Regions from separate parts of the Mus musculus genome. Here all the other regions are linked to region 2. The links are chromatin loops, found by intact Hi-C in ENCODE. Cell type or tissue: heart. All regions are shown on one strand. Links, peaks and the distances in the headings refer to the core of each region. The heading gives the core; the rest is flanking DNA. Region 1 overlaps Ivns1abp (influenza virus NS1A binding protein). Region 2 holds the start of Gm36077 (a long non-coding RNA gene). Region 3 holds the start of Ivns1abp (influenza virus NS1A binding protein). Region 4 overlaps Swt1 (SWT1 RNA endoribonuclease homolog (S. cerevisiae)).

What was found. Hi-C counts contacts between places; a loop is a spot of excess contacts. Peaks named below come from ENCODE experiments on the same cell type or tissue, not always from the same donor. Only the 100,000 strongest peaks of a DNase experiment are listed, where the experiment ranks them.
Region 1: a loop joins it to region 2, with 3 times the contacts of the local background. A loop is called at or near these places in 38 of 42 quality-filtered maps.
Region 3: a loop joins it to region 2, with 5 times the contacts of the local background. A loop is called at or near these places in 40 of 42 quality-filtered maps.
Region 4: it touches region 2 in a loop (2.9-fold over the local background); 4 of 42 quality-filtered maps call a loop at or near these places.

The regions. Positions count from the first base shown.
Region 1 is chr1:151,349,950-151,357,505 of GRCm38, reverse strand. Ivns1abp (influenza virus NS1A binding protein) reads right to left here. Exons shown (of 15, transcript NM_054102.2): 3 at 6,397-6,525; 4 at 5,783-5,952; 5 at 5,601-5,676; 6 at 3,413-3,586; 7 at 2,747-2,872; 8 at 1,270-1,377. The coding sequence starts at 6,507. Among named protein-coding and RNA genes, the nearest start is that of Ivns1abp, 9.2 kb to the right of the region's middle. In heart, for the core only: a CTCF peak has its summit at 4,400 (motif pointing right); no DNase peak of the experiment used is centred there.
Region 2 is chr1:151,077,213-151,084,768 of GRCm38, reverse strand. The region is part of intron 1 of Gm36139 (a long non-coding RNA gene); the gene reads left to right. Gm36077 (a long non-coding RNA gene) reads left to right here and starts at 849. Exons shown (of 2, transcript XR_387461.2): 1 at 849-1,994; 2 at 4,017-4,324. It overlaps Gm36297 (a long non-coding RNA gene), which reads right to left. Exons shown (of 4, transcript XR_387468.4): 4 at 7,439-7,556. In heart, for the core only: CTCF peaks have their summits at 3,865 and 4,110; DNase peaks (open chromatin) are centred at 2,008, 4,018 and 5,638; H3K27ac peaks cover 3,356 bases.
Region 3 is chr1:151,341,117-151,348,672 of GRCm38, reverse strand. It overlaps Ivns1abp (influenza virus NS1A binding protein), which reads right to left and starts at 4,175. Exons shown (of 15, transcript NM_054102.2): 1 at 3,918-4,175. It also overlaps the pseudogene Gm10138. In heart, for the core only: a CTCF peak has its summit at 4,940; DNase peaks (open chromatin) are centred at 3,352, 4,242, 4,942 and 5,562; H3K4me3 peaks cover 4,789 bases; H3K27ac peaks cover 4,547 bases.
Region 4 is chr1:151,386,658-151,394,213 of GRCm38, reverse strand. It overlaps Swt1 (SWT1 RNA endoribonuclease homolog (S. cerevisiae)), which reads left to right. Exons shown (of 20, transcript NM_025819.4): 14 at 2,640-2,778; 15 at 5,446-5,594. Among named protein-coding and RNA genes, the nearest start is that of Swt1, 38 kb to the left of the region's middle. In heart, for the core only: a CTCF peak has its summit at 3,975 (motif pointing right); no DNase peak of the experiment used is centred there.

The sequences.
Region 1 (7,556 bases), core at 2,387-7,386, 270 kb before region 2:
TACACACGCTATGTCTTCACGTCGAGCATCACAGCCTACCACTGGCTGGTATTTAATCTTTTGCCATTAGAAAGGCTACTTTAACTTACAATATTTATAATTAAAGATAAAACAATCTGGATGCTCCAAGTAGAAATACAAACACGGCTTTTGGCTAACCCAAGTCCCAACTTGTTTTAGAAGTACTATTATTGCCATGGGATACCACAGGCATCTAATCTAGATAACATTATCACACAGTCAGTATACTATCACTGAGCCAACTTTGAAAGCAAACACTCCATGGCTTAATTTCTTCACAATGCTAAAAGCCATATAAGAATGCATATTACATGACTATTTTATAAAGATTCCAAGCAGGCAAAATATGTTTGTATCTCAAGCTAGGACAATCGGTTTTTGGAAGGTGTAGAGCGGTGATTGAAGAGAAAGGCTCCAGGGCGCTTTTCTTCTTAAGAGCATGGTTAGTGACTGGCTCAACGTGGCATGTACGATTTGTGGGGCTGCTATGGTGTTGCTCAGTGTTGGAGGGCAAAAAACACATGCAGAACATTGGTTTAATTTTAACACACAAAAACAATAATGTTTCTTTTCTGTATACTGTCAGTGTCCATAAGATTGTTCAGATACCTCAGATGTTTGTTCTCTACTGTTAAAAATGTGTATAAATTTAAGTGCGTGTTTAATAAAAGGCTACAGACGTAACTCGATCAACACAAGGAAACTATACTGCTTTAATACATTCTGCTGGAGAAACATCCAGACCACACTGTAACACATGATCAACCATTTCTGAGTTCAACACTGTATAAAGTTATTATAAATCACGATATAGTTTCTATTTCATGAGTGTTCAGTAATTAAATAGACAAAATTTCTTTCACAGCCATCAGCAATTTAAATCAACTATATCTTTTTAAAACTGATCCTTTTGATCATGCGTGTTACAAATAACCTTAAAAAAAAATCTAACCAAATTAACGAAACCCTAACATATTGCTTTATTTTACTATTCTAATTACTAGTTGTGAACAGTAATTTGAGAGAAAAGGTGTAAATGGAGTTTGTCTAATTGGCTGAGTTAGCTTCTACTAGTGTGGCAAAAATGCTGGAAGCTGTAAAATATGCCTCTTTTCTCCCCAAAAAGTCTCTGTCCAGTTATAACAATGGAATTCATCCACTTTCCTTTGTTAAAGGAAAATTTAAGAATGCTATAAGTTCTCCAGTTAAAGTTTAACCTGAGGTTACCTCAGACTGTGCAATGTGTACCTGCACAAACTGAATGTGGTCATCATCACTGCCAAACACCTCAGCCTGTCCATCTAGTGGGTTCCCATCAAGCAGCTTGTGATCAGCTGAGTAGTACAAGGTTTGAACCTGCAAAACAGCAACAGAACACCCATGTGGCTACTGTCACCATGGCTACTCGCTAGTACGAAGATTTCACAACCGCCTCAAGGTAACCTCCAGTGTGCGTCTTGACATCTTACTCTGGCAGGATCCCGATGCAAAGAAAAACATGTCATAGTAGTAAAAATGTAAAAAGTGAAAACAAAACAAAACAAAAATCAAGATCAAATACAAAATCTTCTAACACTGGCTGAAGAGTCCTTGGCTTGATTGGCTTGAAAGAAATCTTCCTTGTTTCCATTGCTTCTATTATGTGACATTAAGAGAAAAAGGTATAGTACAACACATGGTTTCTTAAATATACATATTTACAACAAAACACTGATTGCTTTACACCTTTGAAGATTAATGGTACTGTTTGAATAAACATACTTCTCCCCTGTAGGTTAATATCAAGAAAACATATAAAGGAAAAAACAAATTCAAAAATTCAAGCAAGCTGCAATCTTCCTGCACAGATGCAAATACATGACTACTGCATCTGATTCCCACATGGGAGGTGACAGAAATGACAGAGCATCTGCTAGCCTGTATAGAAGGCCGTAATGGCAGTGACTAAGGCCTAACAGAGCAGGCTAGCTTGAGTGAGCATGGAGGGCTCTGTGGAATGATACACTCAATTACTCCACTGCTCCAATCAACATATGGACCAGTCCCAACTTTTCCATCAAATTTTGTTTTTCTTGTGAATTTTAAAAAACATCCCCAAGTCTGACTATATGTAAGAGCAACACCACTGAAAACACAAAGCTTTCGAGCTAAGAACCCTGTAAGGAGTAAACACCATTAAATCATCATCGCTCTCTGCCCACAGCGGACTTTTCTTAGGAGAACTGGGGCAGGACTGCTGCTTCTTTACGTGTGTGTCAATACACTCGAGGTGTCTTCTCGGCTCTTCAGTCTTGGGGATCCTAGTTTTGTTAATAAACCTATGGGGAGATAAACCAACGGGGAGGAACAACCATTAGAAGCTTTACCTACTTGTCAGACTTAAAGCAAAAACCTGTGAAGAAAAATTAAGACTCTACAGAAAATGTCAGTACCACCTCCCGTTTCTAAAGCAAGTTACATGCTACTTTAAAGAAAGTTAACGGCACATACTCAGCAAAGAAAAAAAGGAAAAAAAGGAAAAAAAAAAAAGAAAAGCAGAAGACCAAACTGAACGGTTCATTCAGCTCACCTGGACACCCCCCCTGTTTCTCAGCTTAGGGGTACCTATAGCAAAATTTAAATTCTTTAGGGTCATGGTTATAAAATAAAAGTGAAAGGGAATCCTTCATGTTATAGCAAAAATAATTGGTAAGAACTGTTGGGTCCCATTTACTTTAAAACTAACCTCTTCCATGAGCTCCTCCAGGCTGTCTCCATTCTCCCAGATGCTACGCTGCACCCAGTTGATTACCTTTGTATACAACTTGCCATTGCTGGGCAAGCACACATTATCTTCAAGCATTACCTCCAACTAGAATTGTATATAAATAAAACAAATATCAGTGACATCCACATCAGCTTGGGAATTCTAGTTCTCAGCTAAATGCTCAGTTTTCTAATAAAAGTTGTATTGGGGGAAGGAGGGAGGCTCATGAGCCCCGCCACTAGCTGAAGTGCTAGAGAGTTAAAGGCGTGGTTCCTGGCAGGCCACTAGGGCTCAGTGGATTGTCCCATAGCCATCAGTAACAAGCAGCATGTGGGGCCAGAAACGGTTGAGAGGACGTGAAGTGAGTATGGATCTGGAAGTGAACATGGTAAAACACTGTACACTTTTTAAAAATTCTCAAGAATATTGTATTAAAAAAGTTGTATTCCATCAATTTTCTCAATTTGCAAGGAAATCAGTAACCCTAAAGTAAGTAAACAACCAGGGAAACAGACACCCATTCTGTAAGCGTTAACAGCCACTTCAAAGCATGAGCACTACTGCAACCCTGATTCACCTGGTAAAGACTGCCCGCAACCACAGACCATTACTCGACCTGTATGACCTATGTGGCCTACTCCTTACCTTTAGTCTCGGAAGCTTAAGAAATTCCTCCTCTTCTGAAATTTGTAACAAATGCTCCTGAATATAAGCGTCAACTTTATTCAACAAACGGGAGTCTCCCATACAACTTGCAAAATTTCGGTAAGAGATGCAGCTAGTAACATCCATTCTAGATAGTAAATAATCTCCGCAGACCTTAGAAAAGAAATACAGAAGTGCCAACATTTACATAGTTTACTGAATATTTAATGTCAAGTTCCTGTGAAATACAGAAATGAGCCAGAAATCAAATCAAACTACACAATGGGGACAGCACATGGACAAATGGTGACATCAGCTGGGCATAGTGGTGCATAGATGCCTAGAATCTGGGGCACTTGGGAGGCTGAGACAAGAGAAATCTAAATTCAAACCCAGCCTGGGCTACATCACAAGATGTCTCAAAATAAAACAAAACAACAAAAAGCAAACGAGAAACAGCAAAGATGTGGCATACAAAGTTAAATCACTTAGAGCCAATGTGACAAATGGAAATGCAGTACAGGTTCTAGGTGTCAACAGGAGCAGTCAGGTAAGGCTTTCTGAAAGGCTAGGGAGGAATGGGGCTTTGCAATAGAAAAGCTGAGTACACAGCACACATGGAATGTAGCAAAAGAGAATTAGGAAATAAATTTGGAAAAATAGTATCTGTATTAGGACGAAGCTGGAATGTGAAACTATGCTGGAATGTGCATAGGACTTCTGTTAAAATCCAGTGTGTGTATGTGCTTCATGCATGGATATCACAAGACAACCGTGTGGAGTAGGTTTACCTCTTCTACCTGTTGCACGGGTTAGAAATCAGGTCACCATGACTGACACAGCAAGCAGCTTCACCTGCTGAGCCATCCTACTGGCCTAATCACAGGATTCCTTTTTAAAGATTCATTTACTTTCATTTTGTATGGGTGTTTGGCTGCATATATGTCTATGCAATACACCATCTGCATGTAGTGTTTGCAGAGGCCAGGAGAGGGCATTAGACACTCTAGAACCAGAATTACAATGGTTGGGTGACATCTATGGGTGCTTAGAATTGAGCTTGAGTTTTCTACAAAAGCAACAAGTACTTTAGGTTTGTGGGGCATTTTGTTTGTCTTAACTGTTTAACTCAGCAGTTCTCAATCCGGGGGTGGCAACCCTCTGAAGGTCAAATGATCTTTTCATCTTGGTCACCTAAAGACCACTGGAAATAGATTTATATTACAATTCATAACAATAGCAAATTACAGTTATGAAATGGGAACAAAAATAATTTTATGGTTGGAAGGCACCACAACATGAGGAACTGTAGTAGTCGCAGCGTTAGGAAGGTTGAAAACTACTGGTTTAAATTTTGTTACACAGATTATATATAGAATACACATAGCTGGTCTTTATAAAATTTTACTTAAAAAGTCTGACCCTTTAAAGAACATTTTTAGTTTGCTGGCCCTTATTCAAAGCCACTTTCTCTGCTTAAAAATCCTATGACTAGGGGTGTTGGAGAAATGGCTCAGTGAGCAAAAGTACTTGTTGCTAATTGTTCTTTCAGAGGACCCGAGTTTGGCCCACATCAGGCAAGTAGCTCAAAACCACTGGTTAACTCTAGCTCCTGGGGACTCAAAGCCTTCTGGTCTCTGCAGGTACTTTCCCTTATGTGTAGACCACACACATACATGAATCTGTTGTATCAGACACTGTCAATACACCACTCTAATTCCATTTACTCTTGGGAACACACACTATCTTGAAACTGATCTAGTTTATGCCCAAGCCAGAAAGGTTCATGTCAAGGCCAAGCGACAGTTCTGTGTAGTGATCTGACAATGTAAGTAATGCTATTTAACATACTATCAAAATTAAACATACCCATCAGAGATGTAGCATTTTATGTAACTTGATTTCCCAATACTATCTTGTCATCATCATCATAATCATCATAGAAAAATATACAAGTAGCTTAAATACAAAAATATTGAATGGAATCTTCACTGAGAGAGACTGTCAGTCAAGAGGACAGGTTTTCCTTCCTTGTTACCAAAAGGTCAAAACAACATGCTCACCCAAGATGGGAAGGGACTGAAACTCTAAATCTTGGGCCTAATTAGATGTTTTGTGATAATTTCTACATCCTAACCCCTCAGAACACCTTGCCAGTATACTACTTTCACAATGTGTAATACGCTACCTGCTTGACTCGGTCCATCTTCAGCTTCTTGGCTGCAGAATAAACATCTTTTACTAATTCCTTATCAGCTTTCAACCTATTTAAAAAAAAAGGGGGGGGGGGGGAGTTTTTGTAGTTATGACCAGGCTTTTCACATCCAGACACTCGGTACTTGATGTTCTGGTTCATTTGAAGGCACTCACTGAGCCGTGTATGCATAATTCAGCAAGACTTCAACAGCTTCTGGATTGAGATCATCCAACTTCACATGAGAAACTCCATGAGGGTCACTGTCACTATTGAAGATTTCAAATAGATAGGGGCTACAGCAAGCCAGGACTGCCCTGTGTGCTAGCATCTCATGGCCACAGACCTGAAATAATGAAAACCAAAATGAGAAAGAAGTCTTGCTGACTATGCACTCAACATACCAGCTTCCTCTGTCTCACAGTTCTAGTTAAAAGTCATCTCACCGCTAGAAAGTTGGCTCAATGGTTAAGAGCACTGGCTGCTCTTCCATGGGACCAGCACCTACATGGTAGCTCCTAACCACCTGTAAATCCAGTTCCAGGGAATCCTACCCGTCTTCTCAACTCCACAGCACTGCACACATGTGGCATGTGGTACAAGTCATACATGCAGGCAAAACACCCATACACGTAAAAAAATAAGATCTCAAAAAACAAGACAAAACAACAACAACAAAAAACCCCCTAGTCATCTCATTAATTGCCTGTTTAGGGGGTGGGGGCACAACTTATGGTTTTATGAGTTTACTTTTTTAGTAACAAAAGGTCATGAATTAAGTTTTAAATACCTGAAGTCGAACATCACAGAACTGCCCACTCTTCCTCAAGGCATTTAATTTGGCAACAGATGATTCAATAAAATTTTCATCTTCAAACATCAAATATCCATTGGGAATCATTTTTCCTTATAAATTTGGCTAAACAGAAAAAAAAAAGAAAGCTAAGTTATTTTACATGTAAATAGTTCTTAAAATTTTTCAAGCAGGGTATGGTGAGTCACACCTTTAATCTCAGCACTTGGGAAAGAGGCGGGTAGATTCCTGAGTTTGAGGCCTGCCTGGTCATACACAAGACAGTAAAGTCAAGGACAATCACAGTACACAGTAAACCATTGTTTCAAAAAAGAATGTTATGTATTTTTCAAACATACCCAAATTCTATCCTACCAACACACCAAAACATTTATTGCACAAAATCCTAGCTCAAACAACACTGGTCCAGGATACGGATGACCTCAGCCTGACTTTGATCCTATGACTTTGTAACCATCACCCAGTAGTGAGCATCTCAACAACCTAAACCTGGTTTCCAGGTCAAACACGCATTCCTCCGGAAGGAAGGAAAATGAAATCTTTCTCTTTCCAAACCTATACAGCAAGCGGCTTAAGAGAGGCATGTAGGGATTTGGCTGCTGTCCATCCGTTACTCTCAAAATTAAACCAATGTTCACTTGAGACATCTCATATAGCCCAGTCTGGCCTTCAATTCAGAACCCAGCTGAGACTGGCCCTGAACTCAATCCCCCTTCCTTATCAGAGGCACATACTCCCAGCCCTGGAAAACTAAAATTCTTTGTAAAGACACCATTTCCTATATACAACACTGGGAACAGAACCAAGGGCTTCAAATATGCTAGGTAAACACAACCACTGAGCTACATCTCCAGCCTATTGTTCTCAAAACAAGTTTTTAACTTAACTTATAAACCAGTAACTTATACTAAATGAGTAAGAGTAAGAGATTCAGTTTAAAGTAACTTAAAAGTCAGAATACACAAAAAGGAATACTAAAGGAGGAAAGAAAAAAATCAAATTTTAATTAAAAAATTTTTAAAAATGATAAAGATGCTTGTTAGGTGCCTGCAAGATGGGCACTAAACAGGTCGTGTACTTACCACCTTGCCTGAGGACTTGAGTTCAAGACCCAAGGACCCACAAGGAAAAAGGAA
Region 2 (7,556 bases), core at 1,277-6,276:
AAAAATTTCAACTTTTATTCTCAGAAGTATACACATATCCAGCTCATTAATTTTCAAAACTAAATAACTTAAGTTGTTGTCTTAGTTACTTTTCTATTGCTGTGATTAGATGCTATGACCAAGGCATCTTACAGAAGGAAGGATTCATTTGGGGGCTTATGGTTCCAGAAGAATACAAGTCGGTGACCATCATGGCAGGGAAGCCAGGCAGCAGACAGCAGACAGGCAGTCAGGTAGACAGTCAGTCAGGCAGGTAGACAGGCAGTCAGGCAGGTAGATAGGCAGGCAGCAGTTAGCAGGCAGGCATGCAACAGGTAACAGGTAACAGGTAACAGGTAGCAGGTAGCAGGTAGCAGTTAGGCAGCAGGCAGCAGGCAGCAGGCAGCAGGCAGCAGGCAGCAGGCAGCAGGCAGCAGGCAGCAGGCAGCAGGCAGGCAGCAGGTAGCAGGCAGCAGGCAGCAGGCAGGCAGGCAGGCAGGCAGGCAGGCAGGCAGGCAGCAGGCAGGCAGGCAGCAGGCAGGCAGGCAGGCAGCAGGCAGCAGGCAGCAGGCAGCAGGCAGCAGGCAGGCAGGCAGCAGGCAGGCAGGCAGCAGGCAGCAGGCAGGCAGGCAGCAGGCAGGCAGGCAGCAGGCAGGCAGGCAGCAGGCAGCAGGCAGCAGGCAGGCAGGCAGGCAACAGGTAACAGGGAGCAGGTAGCAGACAGCCAGCAAGCTTGGGGCTGGAGCAACACGTGAGAATACACATCTCACTTCACAAACAGGAAGCAGAGAGAACTGATTGGAAATGTCATGTGGCTTCTGAAACCTCAAAGCCCACACACCCCCACACCCCCCACACCCCCACACCCTCACCCCCCCACCCCGTCCCACACTTCCTCTAGTAAGGTCACACCTCATAATCCTTCACAAATGCCACCACCAGCTGGGGACCAAGTGTTCAAATGCCCAAGGCTATAGGGAACATCTCTTTTATACCCCCCATGGCATGACTGTAGTATGGACAAGGACTGATACTTAGAGAAATTTAGTCACTTTCAGATCATATTGCTGGTGAATGCAGAGTCTTGAGAGAGAGACATCTTCAAACATTTCTTAAAGTGTGAGGTTAGTGATGGGAAGAAGGACCGGGACAGATCTAAAAACTAGGAAGTTTATGATTTGAATGTGCGGGGTCCTCACAGGCTCATGTATTGGAACACTTGGTCCCTAGCTGGTGTCGCTATTTGTGGAGACTCTGGAACTTTTGGGTAGAACCTTGCTGAGGGAAGTGGTGGGCTTTGAGGGTTTACAGTCTCATGGCAACCACTGTTGGTCCCTGTCCCCTGCTCCCACACTGGTCATACAGTGTAAATAGCCAGTCTTCCTGCCGCCATGCATTCCCCATAGTGATGGACTGTGACTCTTCACACTGTACCAAAACACTCCCTCCCTGAAATCTTTTCTTGTTATGTATTTTGTCACAAGAATGAGGGGGGAAACACCTACTGCAATTAGGAAATCAATATGTTCTTGAGAGGTGGAGAGATTGAATCTAAAAGAGTGGTGGAAAGAGTGTATGTGGGTATCCCACGGTGATCTAAGTGAGCGATGTAATAAAAACTGAAAAATTTAAAGGATTTTGTTATTGTTGAAAAGGGTGTGGGGTAGGAGTATTACAGACCTGTTAAGTTTGAGGTTCTACTACACATTTGAATAGAGTTGCCAAAATACAAAGCCTGGAACTTGGGAATGGGTGGGTTCACACTGGAAACACAGCCCTCACCATCATTAGCATATGGGTGTCCTTTAAAGCCATTGGGTTGCACAGAGATAACTAAGGCAGAAGTTCAGAGAGAGAGAACAGATGGTATTTTTTTTCCTGGACATTTAACTTTAAAAGTGGCAGAAGAGTTTGGCAAAAGAACCTAAGAAAGAGCAGCCAGTGATTCTGAAGGAAAAGCAGAAGGCGGAGTCATGAAAGCCAAGACAAGAGAACATGTTGAGGAGAAAGAGGTGGTTAGTGTGAAACTTCTCGGGGGGGCTTAGAAAGATGAGGACGGGATCTTTCTCAAGGGAGAATGAAAGTTGGAATCCAGACAGACGGGAGTACGTTGGGAAATCAGAGTTTCAGTGCAGAAGTAGAGGGAGCAGAGCCTGAATCTTTATTTAGTAAAGTTTGTTGTGAATTGAGAGTAGAAGAAATGAGGGAATTTTTAAAAATGTAAATAGGAATGATATGGTAGAGAGATGCTTATCAACCTTAATCATCAACCCAAAGCAGTCCCTTTGGCTTCCATGTGTGTGTAAGAACGAAATGGAATTTGCCCTCCTGCACCTGACTTATTTCATTAGTATAATGTCCTTCAGCTTAACCCTGTCTCTGATCACAGAGATGTAGGGAGTAGAAAGGTGGTCACTGGAACTTGGGAAGGGGTGGAAGCAGGGGAAGACAGAGGGAGGGTTGTTTGTGGTAGAAGGGTACAGGTGGATAGGACCAATGGCCTCTAATATTCAGCACCTCAGTAGGAGGAGGATGGCTGGTAATAACTGATTTCATATTACAGATAGCTAGTGCAGAAGGAATTTCAATATTCCTAACAGAAAGCAATGATAAATGTCTGAGAGCAGGGTCAATTACCCTGACCTGATCCCTACACACTATACACATCTATGCAGTGCCACACGGCAGCCCGTTAAGTATGCTCAATTACTGCGTGCCAACTGAGAATCAAAACATATTTGAAAATAGCTGATTTGGGTAATTTGTTGGATTGTTCTGAAATAGCAAATGATGTATTCAAAACTGCTCTTCAGAGAGCGAGCCGTGCTAAAACAGTTTTAGGAATAAGCCTTTTCTAAAGTGATGGTTCCGAGGAGTCACTGTATGTATCTCAGAGTCAGTTCCTGGCAGTCGTGGCCCACATTGCTTCCTTACATGAAGCTGGATGCTTAGTGAGTGCTTTTGCTAAGTGATTTCTTTCCTCTGGATCGTCAATGGATGGTTTCAGTCGGTCCTCTAGACTTCTCTTTCTTCAGTTTTGAAAATTGATGGCTAATGATGAAATGAATTGCTGTCAGAGTAGTTCAAACATGGTACTCAATGGAAACAAGTTGGTGTTGGGGACTGGAGAGCTGGATCAGCAGTTGTAAGGGCATACTGCTCTTACAGAGGACTTGAGTTCTGGTCACCCATCCCCCTTGGCTCACAACAGCCTTTATGTCCAGCTCTAGGAATCTGACACAATCTTCTAACCTCTGCACATATGCAGAACTTATCCTACGTGGTGTAGGATAATGATGGCTGATAACAATGAATTCTATGTTCAAACTAACTAGGACAGGGTACCTTTAAATTAAAAATAAAATAAATCTTTAAAAATGAAACGGCATATTAGGGCCATGGACACAGCCAATGGCAGACTTCATGTCTTACATGTGTAGGGTCCCAGGTTCAAGACCAGCATTGTTACAAGAAAGACCAAGGAAACAAGCAAATCTCAGCACAGACTATAGAATTTCACTTTTGCAAAAGCGATATACAGATACTCATAGACTTCATTCGACCATTTATGTTATACATTAGTAGACTGAAATTATTTTAAATAAAATAGCAAGGCTTGATAGGAAATAATAAAAAACAAAAAAACAGCCATGCCCAACCAGGTAAAAATATTTTCAATCCCAAAGAACAGCTCAGATCGTTTGCAGAGAGGATAGATATTCTCCAAGTGCCAGACTCGGCAGGAGAATTTGATTGATTTGCATCTTAGTTCAGACCTAAAAGGACCTTGTTGGTGCTGTTGTTTCTAATGCTCTGTTTCTAAGGCTCAGACTGCCTCCAGCTGTCTTCCTGTTCTTTTCTAAAAGTCCCTGGTTTTTTATGAGCCTGTCCTCCAGACTCTCCTTTTCCGCTTTGCTAACAATAACGGCTCAACTTCCGGACACATTTCCACCAGCGATTTCTTAGCCCCTGCTTCTGAATAGTTTTGCCAGTGAACCCGATTCTTTCCTTCTTCTGCTTCTGGTCTTCATCTACAGGGTCCAGAGTCTCAAGCTCTGTGTCAGCTTCAGGTTGCAGGTTCGCTGCCTGCCTTTGCAGGACAAATGCTCGTCTGGATTGACAACGTTGTCCCTGTTTGCCCACAGCGGCCACTGGCTGTGATGTGTCCTGGCACCCTCCTGCAGTGGCCTGCCACTTGGAACACTGGACCTTGGCATGCCTCTGTGCTCTGGCCCTTTTGGAGATTGTCCCTCAAGGGCTTCATAAGAAATTGGTAACTGTGTTTACTTGGTGGCTGGGAAGAAAGTCTTTAATATCTCAATTAAAAAAAAACTCATAATGTAAATATTTTTTGTTGTTGATGTTGTTTGCTTCCCCCACACACACCTTTTTTAAAATAACATGTGGAGAAAGGATCGTAGATCATTTATTTATTGTGTGTTTATAGTGTCTTAAACACCCCCACCCCCAGCCCTTTTTAGTGCCTTTAGGTCCTTTCTGAGTCTTAACTACCCAGCAGGTTTCTTATCGTCCTTGCCTTGGGGAGTTGTCCTTTTCTGTGCTCTGATAACACACAAGGTCTGCTGGAGTTCTCCGAATGCCGTCTGCTCTGCCTATCTAAGTTTTGTCTTTCCCATTAGACTGCCGGCTTTGTTCTTTTCCTCTTTGTGCAAAGTGGAGCCGCGCAGTCCTAAGGCCCAGAATCTTGGCTCCAGGGTTGCTCAGCTCTTTCCAGTCACTTGCCACCATGGTCGGTACCTTAGGTGCCACCCAATTTACGTTCCGGAACAGTGAAGCCGTCCATTATTTATTTAAACCCTATTTTTAGAAGAGCTGCAAGGTGCTATGAAAACGTTGGGTCTCACCCTGAAAGTTTGGGCAAAGTTCCTCCTAAGAAGCAATAAGTGAGTTTAGATTTGAAAAAGGAGTAGGCCTGAACCAGTTGCCTCTGGAGGAGAGCTCCAGGCAAGAGGAACATGTGGGTGGACTCCGAGCTGGCAAGAAGCACGGGGGTATAGTACCAGGACTATATTGGAAAGATGAAGTAAATGCAGCTGGAACACAGCTCTGGTGAGCACAGAGCTCCGAAGAGCCAGGCTTCCGTGGGCCATTCTCCTGTTGCCTTGAGCCTGTATCCCATGCACACTAGTCATTTAGAGGATATGTTTTAGGCACCAAAATAAGGTCGTTTTGGGGTCAGTGATGAATCACAAAGATCCACCCCGGAAAGAAGAAGCTGCCTTAAGACATTTATTTATTTATTTGACTGCGAGGATTTAGGAGCTGCTAGGTGAGTCCCCGGAGAGATGGAAAGCGGAAGACAGAGGTGCGGAGGTAAAAAAAAAGGAGAGTTATCAAAAGCTGCTGCCTCTTAACACCAGAATCCGGAGCTTTGTGTCCAATGCCTCCCTCTCCCTTCACATACCCTTAGTTTTAGGATCCTGGGCGTTGGGGTGGGAGATTGACACTAGCCAGCAGGGGTTGTGTCTGAGGGGCTCTGGGGTGCTGGGAAACTTTCCCAGCAATGCTAGCTAGCATCTGTATTTACGACAGACCACATTCAAATACATTCAAAGAATTCTGGAAATAAAGCAGGAGGCTGAAACCAATCGCTCATCGCAGGATGGAGGACCATTGCCAAGGCAAACAAGAACAGGTGAAACGAGGAAGGAGCAAGCTCTTAGTCTCCCTCTAGCGGCCACTGTTGGTAGAGACTAGCCGTGCGTCGCCAGCGTGCCAACCCAGGTTTCACATCCAAAGCAGAGAAGGGTGTGTGAAAACTTTCATTTTTATGAGTTTTTAGAAAAGACTCATAGGATGGGGAGGACAGAAGAAGGACAAAGAGGGCACTGAAAAATGGCGACAGGGACAATGAGAAAAGGCTGTCCTTAGATCTCAAAGTGCTTTGAGAGAGACTGTGAAACACACCCACTGTAAAACTAATAATAGTAATAACAATAACAACAACAATAATATAACAACAACAAACTGTTAGGATATGAAGACAAACATTGCTAGAACAGAAAACCCTCGAGTGTGACTTTCATTTCTGCCTTTCCACAGTGCAGCAACTTTGGAAGCCACCGTAGAAAAGTCATTCCATAAACTCTTTTTGGTGTAATAAAGATGGATTCTCTGTCTAATGCAGAAACACACAAAACTTCTTTGTTGGTTTATGCTACTTCAGTCTCTGGATTGGAAAGCACGCACACGGGTGATCATTTAATTACGAATATTATATCCACTTGAGCACGTATATTTTAAATAGTTGATAAAGACCCAAAGTCAGATCTCTCACTGTTGGGCTTAAAGCTGTCGGAAACAATGACCCAGGTGAGGTCAAAGGAGATGCCCCTACAAGTATGGTTTGTGTTCATCTCCTAAGGATCTTACAGCTCTCCTGCCCAAGACCTCCCGGAAAAGAGCAGGTCTCTCTCATTTTCTTGAGCACAGTTCTAAACTCCCTGCCAGCCTTAGGCTTCCCTTGCGAGCAAAGCCAAGCAGAGGGCCCTATCCAGACCCAGAAACACTCCCCGTGCATATCCTTTTCCTTTGCTCTTTTGGTTTTTCTTCCCCCCCCCTCCTTCCTCCTCCCCCTCCCTTCCTCCACCCCTCCCTTCTTCCTCCCCTCCCTTCCTCCTCTCCTTCCTTTCCTCTTCCCCCTCCCCTTCCTCCCTTTTTCCTCTCTTTAGTATTTAGAGTCTTGAAATATATGAGTGGAAACATCAGATAAGTTACAGTAAAAGCAGGGAGATGTCTATAGGCCTGAGGTGAGCTATTTGATGACTCTCTTATTGTTTTTTGGTTGCTGACAGTTAGTAGTCTGTCAATTTTGCACATTTTAAAAGACTTATCTGTTAGTCATAGATACAGAAGCAGGCAAGGAATTGATATTTAAAAGTGGTAAAGGTAGCCCATATTAAAGTTGAGGCTTTGGGTCTGCAGAATTCCAACCTCCCTACAAATAGTGGAGTTCTAGTCACTTAATCAGCCTTATAAAAAGTGCAGCTCCTCCAACAAAATGTCATTCACACCATATAGTGCAAACTGGCACTGAGCTTGTGATTTTCCTGCCTCGGCCTCTTGAGTCCTGAAATAACAGACATATATTTCTATGCCTGGCGCAGACTATTCATATTCTCTGCTCATGACATGAAAGCTAGTCACACCTAACCCATAAACAATACATTATACATATTTCTAAGTGCTTATAAATAACACATTCTTTAAAATAACCAAGACTGGGGCTGCAGAGGTGGCGCCATGGTTAAGAGCACTTGGGGATTGGTTGCTATCATTCACATGGTGGCGCGCAACTGCCTATAACTCTAGTTGCAGATGTCCTTTGCTGGCCTCCATGAATATTCTACACACATGGGGCACAGGCAAAACATTCATACCCATAAATGAAAAAAAAAAAAAACACCCACAAGGCTGAGGCAGGAGGATTGGTTTGAGTTCAAGGCTAGCCTGGGTTACAGAGTGAGAGCCTGTCTCAAAAAGAGAAATGGGAAGGCGGTGGGGAAGAAAGTTAATTATTGTTTTGATACCAAGTTGTCTGGATTCCAATCAGAAGC
Region 3 (7,556 bases), core at 897-5,896, 260 kb before region 2:
CTTTTCTTACAAAACTAGTTTTAACAAAACAAATGTTCTCTGAAAACAGGTAATCCCATACCATGTACATACAGAGACCATACTGGAGATTTATAAACATTCTAAACTTGAGTTCTGCCTGTACATGTCTGTTTATCATGTATGCAGTGCCCTCGGAGGCCAAAAGGAGGCAATGAATATGCTGGAATTGGAGTTACAGTGTGACCAGCTACATGATGCTAAAAATTGAAACCTGGGGCTGGTGAGATGGCTCAGTGGGTTAGAGCACCCGACTGTTCTTCCGAAGGTCCAGAGTTCAAATCCCAGCAACCACATGGTGGCTCACAACCATCTGTAACAAGATCTGACGCCCTCTTCTGGAGTGTGTGAAGACACCTACAGCGTACTTACATATAATAAATAAATAAATCTTAAAAAAAAAATTGAAACCTGGTCCTTTAGAAGGTGAAATATTTATTATTTTGATAGCTTGGATGCTCTAACTTAGATTTATTGGGGTAGGAGTAAAATTACTATAGTCTTTAAGAGAAAAACTTTGTAGAGACTGTTTGGGGTAATTCTGGCATATGCACTTGTACAATATGTACACTACAATACTGCTTTCAATTTTGAGAAATAAGGTCTTTTTATTTAATATCTGACTTTCTGCTTACTACAATTTTAACATATGAAATGGGCACACAAGCCAATATCCCTAGCACTTAGGAGTGAGATGGGAAGATTAAGAGTTCAAAGCCCACTTGAGTTACATAGTAAGTTTCAAGGCTGACTGAGGCTACATGAGACTGTCTAGCAAAGATTTTAATATGAATTTCGCCTTTATCAGTAATACCTACCCATTGTTACAACTCTAAAAAGCTAGCCAAGTCCAAATGACCTTTAAATTAATACAAACTTGTTTTTAAAAGTTCATGTTTACTTTCATTAAGATAAGCTTGGGTATATCAGATGCCTTCTGGACAAAATAGCCACACTACATAAAATTTTTTTAAAAACTTAAAGTATTCTCAAATTTCATGTTTCTTATTTCATATATAAAACTTATGCACAGTAACTAATGATATTTTAAAATGGGGGAAATTTTATCTTTCAAAAGCCAGACCAAGGCTCAAACATCCCTAAGTCATATAAGAATATAAAATGTACTTTTTGTATTTAAAATACTGTTTGAGCCAATCCATTTTTAACACTGAAACTGGTGTGAAAATGAATATATACTGCTAAAGACATTTCAGTTCCTTAGTGTGGTTGGTAGAAGAAATGGAAGACAGGGGACTTACTATTTGGTATTCAAGAGTTACTATAGCCCAGAAGATTAGCCTAAGTGAAATATAATCCAGCGGGTCTTACAGAGCTGTGAGAACAGCGTATCATTTCCCACCCTCTGCTAAGCAAAAGGAAACATCACATTTTCAAACATTGCTAAGGTAAACCACAAATATTTAAGTTTCAAGGTAATTTTTTCCAAAGAAGTCAATCACTTAGTAATTTAAGAATTCCCTCCCCAGTGTTGGACTAAACCCAGGGGCTCAAGCATATCAAGCAAACACTTAACCACAAGCTACAGACACTTGTGATTCTAAACATGGCAGACACATACTGGAATAAAAAAACTTAGAACAAAATGGAGTTAGCTCAGTTTCTGCAGCCTTAGATACCGTAGAGGCGGATAAAGCAGAGAAACCGGCTCAGGCAAAGAGGAAGATAAGACATGGCAGCACAGAGTCCAGAAACTGTGGCTGTTTTGGTTTCAATAGAAGGTAGACTGCAGGATGCACATGGTACACGGTGAAGCGGAAATTACCAACTTATTTTAAGGTTTAAACAATGCTAAGTATGGAGACCAGATGAAGGTTTGACAAAAGGGTGTTAGAGAAGGTGTGGTGGGGGCATGCCTGGAAAGAACATGGAGACATTTAATGAAGATTAGACACACCCATGCTGACTTGGTCTTCAACTAAGGCGCTGAGTGAGGGCTGAAGGCATCTTAACATGGGCGCACCACTATCAACATGCCACTTTTAGAATAAGAAAGAAAAAAGAAGCAAGACTGGGATGTTCTAATGCTGAGGTACTTTTGGATATCCAGGCTGACATCAGAAGTGTAAAGAGTACTGTTACAGGGCTAGAAACATTAACACAGTGGTAACTGAACCAGAAATCACTCCAATAATACTTTTAACACCAACAGAAGGTAGGAATATGCTCAACCTTCAAAAATTCCTACCTGCAGCATCTGACTATACCATCAAACTGCTAAAAAGCTAGAAAACAAAAACAAACAAACAAAAACCCAACCAAACAAACGAACAAAAACAACAAAAAACCCTCTGGGGTAAGTCACATTAATATCACTGGCCAAGACAGTCAAGAAACTTTTTTGAAAAACTAAATTTATATGGCACTTAAAACATCCAAACAAGAAATGCAAAAACAAGGTCAACCTCCCACCAATAACTAAAATAAAGCGTGAAATGCTGTCTTTGGAAAAGACAAAGTTAGAAGGCAACTATAAATTAAGACAAAGGCTACAGAAATGGGAATCTATTAATTAACTCAAGATTTCACTAATTAGGAAATCAAAAGAAAGCCACCCCAGGCCTCCCTGCAAGGAAGCCACCAAAGTGTGGGTTTGATATAATGCCTGCTAGGTGGCATTACAGCATATTGGTTTCAATCCAGTTCTACCCAGTCAATGTTTACATCCAGGCTTACAAATAAGTCCTTTAACATTTTAAAGATATTAAAGACTTAGCAGGATTCAACCTGAAACTATTTTCTTAGTTATTTTTTTCCTAAGTCAACCACTGGTGTTAAAATTAAAGAAAATATGGCTAAGGTGATTTAGTCCGTGCGGCTTGTGTGCTCTTACTTCCAGAGCTATGGTGTATTGCCAAAACAGGAGACCACAACAAAACTCCTAAGAACTTGATATCTGGGTGTTCTAACCTCCACTACTGACAGACATTAAACAAAACGTTGCCTTTTAGGCCGTCCGACTTCTTTTTGATCGAAATGTTTGCTCTCCGGAATCATTTATCTGCAACTTATTGAGGGAAAGGCGGAAATATTTCTCAAATTTGTGTGTGTGTGTGTACAGATTTCCTTACGTTAATCTCCACTCTGACACTCCCCGGTGTCTTATCAACGAGGTCCTTTACCCAAAAATAGAAAAAAAAAAAAAAAGGTGATCGGACGAAAAGCCTGCTCTCCACCTATTTCTTTCAGAGAACATGGAGCCTGTGCCCCGGCGCGCCGGGGACCCCGCGCTGCAAGGCCTGGGGCGCGCTCTCGGCGGGTACAGCGAGGCACCCGCACACCCCCGGCCGCGATTGGCCGCGATTGGCCGGCGGCGCAGTCACTCAGAGCTGACACGTCAGGGCAGCCGCTCCCTCGCTCCTCCCGCCTCCTTTTCCCCGCGCTTGGCAAGAAAAGCGGGCAACGTGGAGCTCGAACAAAGGACCCCGTGGTCCACGGCGACCAGGGACTCCGTGCCACCCCACGCCTAACCCCTGGAACCGATGCGCTCTGAGGGCGGCTCTGTGTCCCCACGCGCCGGCCGCGGGGAGTCTTAGCCCGGAGAGCCCCAAACCGCAGCCGGCACCTCGCTCCTGACAGCGGGAAACGATGTCTACAGTCCTCGGTGGCCGCCGCTCTCATCCGGCGGGTCATCCCTCCTAGTCCTCCGCCGGGCCAGGTCCCGGGGACCCTCCGTCACCCAGCGCGGAAGCCTGACGATCCCCGCCCCGGCGGAGGAAGGTCCGGGACCACCGCGCTCTTCCCCCGCCAGCCGGCAACCGAGCCGAATGCGGAGCCCCGCGATGCCCGTGTCTCCCGGGACAGCGGGACGCTCCGCACCACCACCATCTTCCCACCCCGCCCTCTCCCTCCCGCGGCGCCCGCGTACAGCGCGTTACCTGGGTCATCTCTGAAGAGATGGCGAAATTCATCTCCAGAGCTTCGACGGGCTGCAGGCGGAAGGCGCTGGAAGGGGCTCGGGGCGACCGGGCGGGAGGCTGCGGGCTGAGGAAGACCAGTGGGTACTCGCGGGAACTCGCTCGCCGCCACGACGCGCCCAGCACCTCCGAGCGACTGACCGACCTCCACGCGCGTCCCGAACACACTGCCACCGCCGCCGCCGCCGCGCGCGCTCGCGCCGCACTCCCTCGCACGTCACCACGTGCGCTGCCGCCAACGCCTCCCGGCCGCTTCCGGCTCTGATGCCTGAGCGAATCACAGGCGAGCTCCCGGGAAGATCCCGCTCTGAGGCTCCGCCCCCGGACAGGGCCCCGCCCACCTCATAGCTCTTTTCCTCAACCGCCCCCTCCTTCCTTCTCGGCTCAACTAGGTCAGCGCAAGGTGATCCGGGAGAGCGGGGCGGCGGGGACCGCTCCTCCTGTTACTTATCGAGCGCGCGCTCCCTCCCGAGCCTCACACCCTCGCTTCGCCCTTTTTTTTCCACTGTCCAGGAACTGGTTCCCTCCTTCCTCTTCCACCTGCCCTACCTTCTCCAGAGATCCGACGTGGCGATTAGAGTTCTCAGCGTCACACTGACTTCTAGGCAACTAGCCTAGACTGGAGCTGCGTGTTGTGGGAACCCCGCGGCAGTAGTTGAGCATCAGGCTCTTACCTTGGAGGTGGAGGGGTGAGAAGAATGGAGGAAGAAGGGATAAGTCAGAGGAGGGCCTGAACAACTAGCCCCTCTATTGGCCTGCTTTGGGTGAGCATTCAGTGAGTGTGTTTAAAAAAAAAAAAAAAAAAAAAAAAGGTGAAAGAGATATTATCGGTGTGCCATAAAATGCGTGTTCACTTCTACTTTTTGTCCCCCTCTGGTATCAGTTCCTGATGTCTCGACTTCTTTGGACAAAGAAAAGTAGCTTGGGGAATTGTTAGTCCCTATCTCTACCCCCTGGGGCCTTTTAACCCAGGAGCCAAGCCCAGTCATCCACCCACCTTGCCCCTAGGAGGCAGGCAGTTGTTTAGGTCAAATGTGATTTAAGCTGGGCTCCACTTCTTCATATGACTCTGAAGCACATGCTGGGAAGTTTCCTTGATTGAAGATGAGGGGATTTGGTGAGATTATATCCAAAGGTCTATAAAGTATACACATAATCGAGTTAGGTAAAGGTTTCCAGATTAATGCTTATACTGGTTTATAGAGGGCGCTTACACAGTCTAGACCTGACTTTGATCATCCCGCTTAATTTGTAGCCATTTCTTGGAGCTCTTTGACAATGCTTCCTACCCTTCTTTAATGTGTTAGCGGGTAGGAAATAGAAATTGGGAGGGGGGTCTTCATTACTTTTAAAAAATAAGATCTTGTGGCCAGGAGACGTTTCTTTTTTGTTGTTGTTTCACAAAAGGAGGAAGTAGAAACTGAGCTGTCAGCTAGTATGATTATGTGTCTTAGAGAAACTGGCATTTGCCGTCCAGCTTTTCTCTTTGATAGCACATTACTTTTGTTGCAAATGACACTATTAGGGACCTGGATTACTGAGCTCCTTCTGGCAGTGAGAGAATATGAACTGCCCACTTGGGACAGGCACATGACTGGCCTGCCGGACACATGGTCCTACTTGCTGTACACTAAATAGCGTCTTTGTAATCTGGAACAGTCAACACTCTCTTAAAGCGACAGTGTGATCGGAGTCAGTGCATTTTGGCCTTCAGTATTTCCTGCTCTATGAATCCTGGCATAATTTTACATAGTATCTGTCTTTCAGGCATCTCAGTATGTATAATAGCCACTGACACTTGGAAGTGAGCCATAAATGATTATTTGCATTCTTTGTAATAGTAACAAAGGACATAATGTTGATCTCGGGGCGGAGAACATAGTTTAGCAGTAGAGTGCTTGCCTAAAGCACCAGGGTGCTTGGGTTTCATCTCTAACACTGTAAACACACAAACACATTATATACACAGATTTTCTAAGACTGATCATTATTAATTTATTTGGGTGTATGTTTTATGTCAGATAAGTTGGGAATTGGTGACAATAATCACCTTTGTTGTTTCTCTTTGATCATGCTTCAGATATTGTCCCATACTGAATTCTGGCCAATGATTTGTTTATTCTCAATGTACTTAATTCCTAGGGCTAGTGTAACAAATTATCACAGACTGTTTTAAGAGAAAGATGTCTGTGTCCAGTTATAGGAAGTTAAGTCTGAGATAAAGGGACTAGTCAGAGGTTCTTTCTCTAAGACTAGGGAAGGATCTGCCCCAGGCCATGCAGCCATGCAGGCCGTGCAGGCCATGCTTCTGTGGCTGCACTCCAGCTACTAGACTTCAGCAGCTTAATTCCAATACGTTGTGTGTGGATGTGCATGTGTGTGTGTGTGTGTGTGTGGGCGGGGGGGGGGGGGTCTTATGTAGCCCAGTCTGAATATGAACTTATTATCATCCTGTCTCAGCCTTCCAAGTACTAGAAATACATACAGGGCATGGACTCTAATATGTATTTGATATTCCTGTCATCCAATTTTTTATTTTTTAAGAGGTTATCAGTCATACTGGTGTAAGCACCACTGAATCCCAGTATGGCTTATTTTAGCTAAATCTGAAGCTACTATGTTCCCAAATAGTGCCATGTTTGGAGGCACTGAGAGTTAAAATTTTAACCTGAGTTAGAAGGGAGATCTTTCTTAGCAGGCATACAAGTCTCTAGGCTTTACTGGGGACAGGTATTCTTCAAAGGAAGGGACTTACTTTGTCCCTGGGGACCTTTGGCAATGTGTGAAAACAGTTGGGAGATAAGTCCTAATTGCTGTTAGTCAAGGGCATGGATTGCTACCAAACCCTCCATGCACAGTGTGTCTCGGTATGTTCAGAACAGAAGGAGCCCCTCTCTCTGCAGAGACTAATACTATGATTAGAAGCCCTGCCCTACGGCCAATGACTTTCAATCTCTGGGAAAGGGCCCTAAAACATTTGGCAAGGATCCTAGCAACTTCTCCCCACAGTAAAGTTAAAAACTCCTGCAGATCCCTTCTTATGGCTGGCTCTAAGAAAATGAACCAGCTTCGTTTCTCTTCTAACTCTCCACCTCTCTTAGTAGGCATGCTAGTCATGGCAGATTGATTTCGTTAAACATTACCCACTTAGCAACTCTGATACTCAAGAAACTTAGTCAACATTAACCGTAAGGTCAGACGTTTGTTTACATCTTAAAACGTCTGTGCCATGTGACATTATTCTGATCAATTGCTGACATTTTCTGTCTGTCTGTCCTATGCCTAATGAAAGCTGTTGCCAGTCCAGCCTGGCAGAGACTCCTCCAATCCAATTTTCTCTCGTATTCCCAGTGACAGGCTTCACTGTTTCTTATTTTTCCTTCCTTGAAGTTAATGTTTCAATTTCTTCTGTTACTTTTTCTTCTTCCCTTTGGCCCTTGAAGGTATTTTCAGGACACAGTGAAATCTTAAGAGCAAGAACTACAAAACAGTGGTATATATTTAAAAAAAAAAAAAGGCACAAGAAGCCTAGGGGAAAGTGCCCCAGCTTCCATGCACCCATTAAAGTAGGTCACTGGAAATTGTTATGATTTGTAATGC
Region 4 (7,556 bases), core at 1,339-6,338, 310 kb before region 2:
GCAGTGGTGGCGCACACCTTTAATCCCAGCACTTGGGAGGCAGAGTCATTTCTGAGTTTGAGGCCAGCCTGGTCTACAGAGTGAGTTCTAGGACAGCCAGGGCTACACAGAGAAACCCTGTCTCAAAAAAAAAAAACAAAAACAAAACCCAAACCAAAACCAAACAAACAAACAAGGTATATTTAGGAAAATTAAGGAAGAAGAGGTACTTTACGTGACAATGTGTTTTTGTTTTAAATTAATAGTTATTCTTTTTTTAAAAAAAATTAGCTAATAGTTATTGTGCATATACTATGAATATTTGATACATTGGTCTCCTAGAGCTTAAATTAAATCCTTAGAAGTCTTGCACAAGGACTAGGGATATAGCTCAGTTGGTAGAATAGTTGCCTACCATGCATGAAGCTACAGGTTTTATTCCCAATGCCACATAAACTGTGTGTAGTGGCACATGCCTATAATCTTAGGAGTTAAAGGTAGAGGTAAGAGGATCGGTGGCTCAAGATCATCTTTGGCTATGTTGGAGCTTAGGATACAAGAGACCTTGTTTCCAAATAACAAGTAGTCAGTACTTCCCTCACTCAGTTCAATTTGGTCAAAATGTTTGACAAAATATATTTTACAGACTTTTATACCATGTAAATATGAGAGTAAACATGATCATAAGATATTTTGAATTTCTTTAACTTAGTATCTTTTCTTTTTTTTTTTTCATTTTTTAATTGGGTATGTAGCTCATTTACATTTCCAATGCTATAACAAAAGTCCCCCATACCCACCCACCCCCACTCCCCTACCCACCCATTTCCCCTTTTTGGCCCTGGCGTTCCCCTGTACTGAGGCATATAAAGTTTGCAAGTCCAATGGGCCTCTCTTTCAAGTGATGGCCGACTAGGCCATCTTTTGATACATATGCAGCTAGAGACAAGAGCTCCGGGTTACTGGTTAGTTCATAATGTTGTTCCACCTATAGGGTTGCAGATCCCTTTAGCTCCTTGGGTACTTTCTCTAACTCCTCCATTGGGGGCCCTATGCTCCATTCAATAGCTGACTGTGAGCATCCACTTCTGTGTTTGCTAGGCCCTGGCATAGTCTCACAAGAGACAGTTATATCTGGGTCCTTTCAGCAAAATCTTGCTAGTGTATGCAATGATGTCAGCATTTGGAAGCTGATCATGGGATGGATCTCTGGATATAGCAATCACTAGATGGTCCATCTTTTTGTCACACTTCCAAATTTTGTCTCTGTAATTCCTTCCATGGGTGTTTTGTTTCCTATTCTAAGAAGGGGCAAAGTGTCCACACTTTGGTCTTCGTTCTCTTGAGTTTAATGTGTTTAGCAAATTGTATCTTATATCTTGGGTATCCTAAGTTTCTGGGCTAATATCCACTTATCAGTGAGTACATATTGTGAGAGTTCCTTTGTGATTGGGTTACCTCACTCAGGATGATGCCCTCCAGGTCCATCCATTTGGCTAGGAATTTCATAAATTCATTCTTTTTAATAGCTGAGTAGTACTCCATTGTGAAAATGTACCACATTTTCTGTATCCATTCTTCTGTTGAGGGGCATCTGGGTTCTTTCCAGCTTCTGGCTATTATAAATAAGGCTGCTATGAACATAGTGGAGCATGTGTCCTTCTTACCAGTTGGGACATCTTCTGGATATATGCCCAGGAGAGGTATTGCGGGATCTTTTCTACATTTAAATGAAACACCAAATTTAGCCAGCATGATTTTTTTTTCTTAATTTAATGTTTATTTCAAGTTCACATTTGTAGCTAGGAGAAGTGTTACAGCCTGTTAATTGTAGCTGAGGTATTTATTCCAGCTACTCAGCAAGATTCTAAACTTACCAGTGTGATATGTTTGCTACCTAATGATCAAATGCTGATCCAAAAATAATAGAGAATAATAAAAACGATCTTGGAGGATTAGTATAAATTGGATCTTTCATAGAAATATGGAGGTTTCAGAAAAAGGCATTGACATCTTCCTGAATTATTTACAAATATCTATATTTATTTATAAATATATCTATCAGTTTTCTATAAGTATGTCTTTGTAAGTGTAGGAAATGATAATACTGTTTGATTTTCCCCCCTCTGGTAGTCTGAAGTATTTAGATTATTTTGATTACGGAAAGGACCATATAGGAAAGTAGATTGAAAGGCTAAGTGGTTACTAAGTGGCACTTGTTCTTGCATAGAACCCAGTCAGGTCCTAGCATTCACGTGGCCACCCACAACTGTAACCCCAATTCCAGGGAATCTGATGTTTTCTTCTGGCCTCTGAGGGGACCAGGGACACACATAGTACACAAACATGCAGAAAAACTCATACACATTTTAATAAGCACTAATTTTTTAAAAAGTAGGTTGAGGTACTATGCTTCTTCACTAATTAGAGTTTGCTTTCTTTGTGTACTAAAAAGTTATGAAACTAAAGGTTACTAATATGAATTCTATAAAATCAGTCTGTGATAGACTTACAGTTTAAAATTGTGATTAGCACTTCTTACTTTAAAAATAGTCTGACTAGCTATATTTCTATTAGGGATATGTATAGAAGTTCCTACATTGGCATGTTTACATAATAGGTAAAACAAATCAGTAGATAATGATTTTGTAACTTTCTAGGTGCTGTATTTGAAACCACCATGGACTCTAATAAATCTATTACAGTGCTTTAAAAAACATTGGCTGGCTGTATTTGGATTAGTTATGGAAAATAACTTGCTTGTAACTGTTGAGAGCCTATATGAAAATCTCTGTAAAGGTATGAGTCTTTCATTTTCTTTCACAGTAATTGGTTAAAGTATTAAGTGAATCTAGTGTGGTGGCACATGCTTATAATCCAAGCACTTGGTAGGTGGGGGCGAGAGGATCAGAAGTTAAGGTAAACTGCTATTATATAGTGAGTGCAAGGGCAGCCTAACTATATTGAATTCTTTCTAAAAAAAAAAAACCAAATAAACAAGTCAACCAAAAATGGGCTGCAAAGATGGTTCAGTAGGTAAAGTACTTGCTATATAAGCGTAATGACTGCTGTTCAGATCTCAAGAGCCCAGAAAAGGCTGGGTGTGGCAGTGTGCTTTAATCTAGTGCTTGCGAGAATTCAATATATAGTTTAGGATGACCTTGAACCCATGTTTTTTCTGCTTCCCCTTCGTGTGCTGAGATTACAGGTGTGTACCACCATTTCCAGCTTTTAAATCGATTTTAAATTAAAAAAATAATGATGTATAATGTTGCTTACTGTCTTTGAATAGCAGTGCCCATAGTTCTTCCATTGTACATGGGTATGACTTCAATACTTCAATATACCAAGCTTAATTAACGTCCTTATATCAATTCACGGAGAAATGTTTAAAAATGACTGGTTAACTTTTGACTTTGTTTCTATATGAGTTTTTTGTTTTTATTATATATAGAATTTATTCTTATTTTTCTTTCCTTCAGAATTTTAACAAACACTATTTTTCTCTTAGTTTTTTTTTTTGAGACAGCTTCTAGTGTCTCAAATGTTAGATTTGAAATAGCTCAATAGCTCAGCTAAATAGCTGAGGCTGGCCGTAATCTTCTCTTTAGCCTCTCAGGTGCTGAGATTTTCAGTGTGCCAGCGTAACTATTAATAAAGCCTTTTTGCTGAGATTTGAACTCAGGACCTTCGGAAGAGCAGTCAGTGGAGCCATCTCACTAGCCCCTAGAATTGTTAAATATTGCTGGGTGTGGTAGCACATGACTTTAATTCTAATACTTGATTACAAGGCTATATAGCAAGTGTGGTCTATATACCAAGTTGCAGGCCAGCCTGGTTACATGTGAGACTCTGTCTCAAAATATAAAATAAGTATAAAGTAAAAAGAATTACTGAGTAATTATTAAAATGTCTTTTTAAAAAGGACTTTATTATTTTTATTTTATATGGATATTTTGCCTGGTCATTCTGTACATAAGCATGGATGCCAGAAGAGGGCACCAGATCCCCTGGAACTGGAGTTAGGGTTGCTGACCACAACATGGGTGCTGATAATCAAATTCACATCTTCCACAAGGTGCTCTTAACAGCTGAACCATCTTTCCAGCCTTTAAAATTATTTTAAAATTCTACCTGACTCTTCAGAATCTCATAAGCAGATTCTTATATGTGATACACAGGGACGCTTTATTCATTTTTAACTCACTTAGCCAAGGAAAGAAAGCCATGTTCAGATGTAAATATAATAGTTTCTAGAGGTGAGGGTATAGGTCAAATAGTGAAGTGCTTCCACATACTCATAAGGCGCTGAGTTCAATCCTCAGAACTTCTTTAAGAAAGTTAGGTGCAGTAGTGTGTATTTGTATAGAAGGACAGGAGAGAGGACAGGAGAGGGGACAGACGGATCTATGGGGATTGCTGGCTAGCTAGCCTAACCTAATTAGAGGAGCCCCAGGCCAGTGAGGGATCTGATTTAAAAGCACCTGTGAGGAAAAACACCTGAGGTTGGTGTGTGTTTGTGTCTCTGTGCGTTTGTCTGTCTGGCTGTGAAAACAGCCTTCAAATCTATGAATATTAAAACAGAAGCAAACCAAACATTAACACATGAAGATTTTGCCTTTGGAAGCAACTACCTATCATTATGCTTCAATGATGAAAAGTATATCTTTTCTCTCATTTGTTTTGTGATATTAAAATTTACTTTATTTTGTTTTTAAGTGTTTTTTGTTTGTTTCAGGCAGTTTTTCACTATGTAGGCAAGTCTGGCCTTGAACTTGTAGCAATTTCCCTGCCTCTAAATCTTGAGTACTGAAATTATAGGCATGCACCTCTATGTCTGGCTTTTTTTTTTTTTTAAATAACTTTAGACCTTTGAAATGATTGTCCCCAATAACTTGGTAATTTAGTGGAAATGTTTGAGCTTAATGAGAGAAAGCTATTATGGTAGGTTATCTTACTCTATAGGAGGAAAATTCTATTTTCTTTTGTTTATTATTGTTGTCCAAAGTTTTTGTTTATTAGCTGAACTTTTATGTACAAAGAGATAACATACTATTTTTAATAAATCTTGTTTTATATATGATAGAATTTCAAGTTGCTTGCCTCTTAACATATGACACTCACTCCTCTGTAATAGTCATCTGGATGTGAGACAGTTTCATCTTTGAAAACTCTGTGCTTGGGTTTTTTGTTTAGTGATTAATCCTTTTTACTGAAGACTAGAACATTCTACTTTTCTTTACTTTGAAGCTGACTGTGTTCAGGGAGCTAGAATCTGAATACAGAGTACCAGAGTCAGTGTGAGCTTTGTCTACGAATGTGTGCAATTGTTGCTTTCTACACCAGAGAGACATAGTTTTGTAAATGCCTTCTCTGATTAAATTGTAAAATTAATACTTGATTAGTGTTTCAAGGAATTGTTGTATACCCGTTCTTTCATATTTTCCTTAATTTTTCTCTTACCAGCAAATAAGGCAGTGGATTTTACAACAGTGAAATTCTTGCTTCAGGATTCTAAAAGTTTGTTACATGCCTTCAGTACAAGGTCAAATTATGATGGAGTTCTTCCCCAGACCTTTGCTCAAGTAAACAAACTACTGCAAGTACTCGCAGAGGTGAGACACCCATAGATTGTTATTTAGATAGCTCATCACAAACATTCCAAACATGAATTTAGTGGCCAAATATAAAAGGATTCTATGACTTTTACTTATTCTAGTATTCTAAAGGCACTAAGTAAATACCAAGGACATTGAAACAGAGGCAAGGCTTATCACAGGCTATGGAACATAGACCTTCTATAGAAGTTGTATCACAGTAGTTGTTGAAGGATTTATTTACTTATTTATTTAGTTAATTTATTTTTTTTGAGGTAGAATTTGTGTAGATAGTTCACCTAGTCTCAAATGCACGCATTTTTTCTTTTTAGGACTTTATAGTATAGAGATTATGGATATATATCACTACACACTTTAGATTTTATTTTTTTTTCTTGTTGAATTTTTTATTTCCTTTATGGACAAGAGAAAGTTGTGCACACAAAGAAGAGGGGCTAGAGAGATGTTGCTCTTGTTAGAAGATGTAGGTTTAGTTCTCAGCATTTATATGGTGGCTTAAAACCATCTTTAAATTTAATTCCAGGGGTTTTGACACCATCTTCTGACCCCTTCAGGTGCCAGGCATGCCCCTGGTATACATACATGCACGTAGCCAAATACTCAAACATAAAATAATTTAAAAGAACAAAAAAGTAAGTTTTTTAGATTTTTTTTGAGACAGGATTTCATGTAGCCCAGGCTAGCCTCAGATTTACTATGTAGCCAAGGATAGATAATCTTTTTTTGTTTGTTTGTTTCTGTTTTTTGTTTTTTTTCCGAGACAGGGTTTCTCTGTGTCCCTGGCTGTCCTGGCACTCACTTTGTAGACCAGGCTGGCCTGGAACTCAGAAATCTGCCTGCCTCTGCCTCCCGAGTGCTGGGATTAAAGGCGTGCGCCACCACGCCCGGCATCAGGATAGATAACCTTAAGCTCCTGATCCTCCTACCTTCATCTCCTGAATAGTGGGATTGTGACTGAGTACTATCACTCTTGTTTCTGTAGTGCTGGTTATCTAATCCAGAGTGTCAGTCAACTGAGGTACATCCTGAACCCTAAAATATATGTTACTGAGAATTGTTTGTATAATTCATTTAGATTTGATACATGCCTGTTTTTAAAAAAAGGTCATTTGTTTTATGTATATAAGTACACTATAGCTGCCTTCAGCAGAAGAGGGCACTGGATGCCATTATAAATGGTTGTGAACCACCATGTGGTTACTAGGAATTGAACTCAGGACTTCTGGTAGAGCAGTCAGTGCTATTAACCACTGAGCCATCTCTCCAGCCCTTGATACATGCCTTAAATATTTATTTATGTCTCTAACTTAAACAATAAATACATTATTTCCAAAATACAATATCTTAATTGAACTTGAAAAATACTAGGTGTAATTAGTTTTCACTAATTAGGTATCCTAATTTATCAATACTGTTCACCATCTATTTGCTTCTGAGAAACCTAAGATGAAACAGTGAATTCGTACCATTTTTAGCTATCTCTCTAAGAGGGTGGAGGTAGAAAAGGATGAAAACATCCATGTCTTATTAGCTTTCCAGACACCAAAAAAATGTGATGAACCACATGTTAGAGTAATTCAAATCAATTTTGTTGATTAGGTTTAGATTTTACATGTTAAAGATCCTGACCTGTGGGTTTTTGTTGCTGTTTCATTTTTTTGCCTCTAGTACTTCAAATTCTTTGAATCTTTAAACTGCCCCTACTTGTAAAATAAGTACAGTAATAATTCTTAGAATTTCCAGAAGAATGAGCTAAGTTACTAAAGAACTTAGTACCTAGCAAACAGAGCTATGTGTTTATTTAAAAAAAGAATGAAAGAAAGCCCCGCTTGGATGACTCCGCTTGCATGACTTTGTATATACTCTTGATTTAAGAACCAGAGCAAAGGAGAAATAGGTAAATGCTTAACTCTAAATGTTTATGGTAATTAAAACATTATCTGAGTTATAGGTATAGCT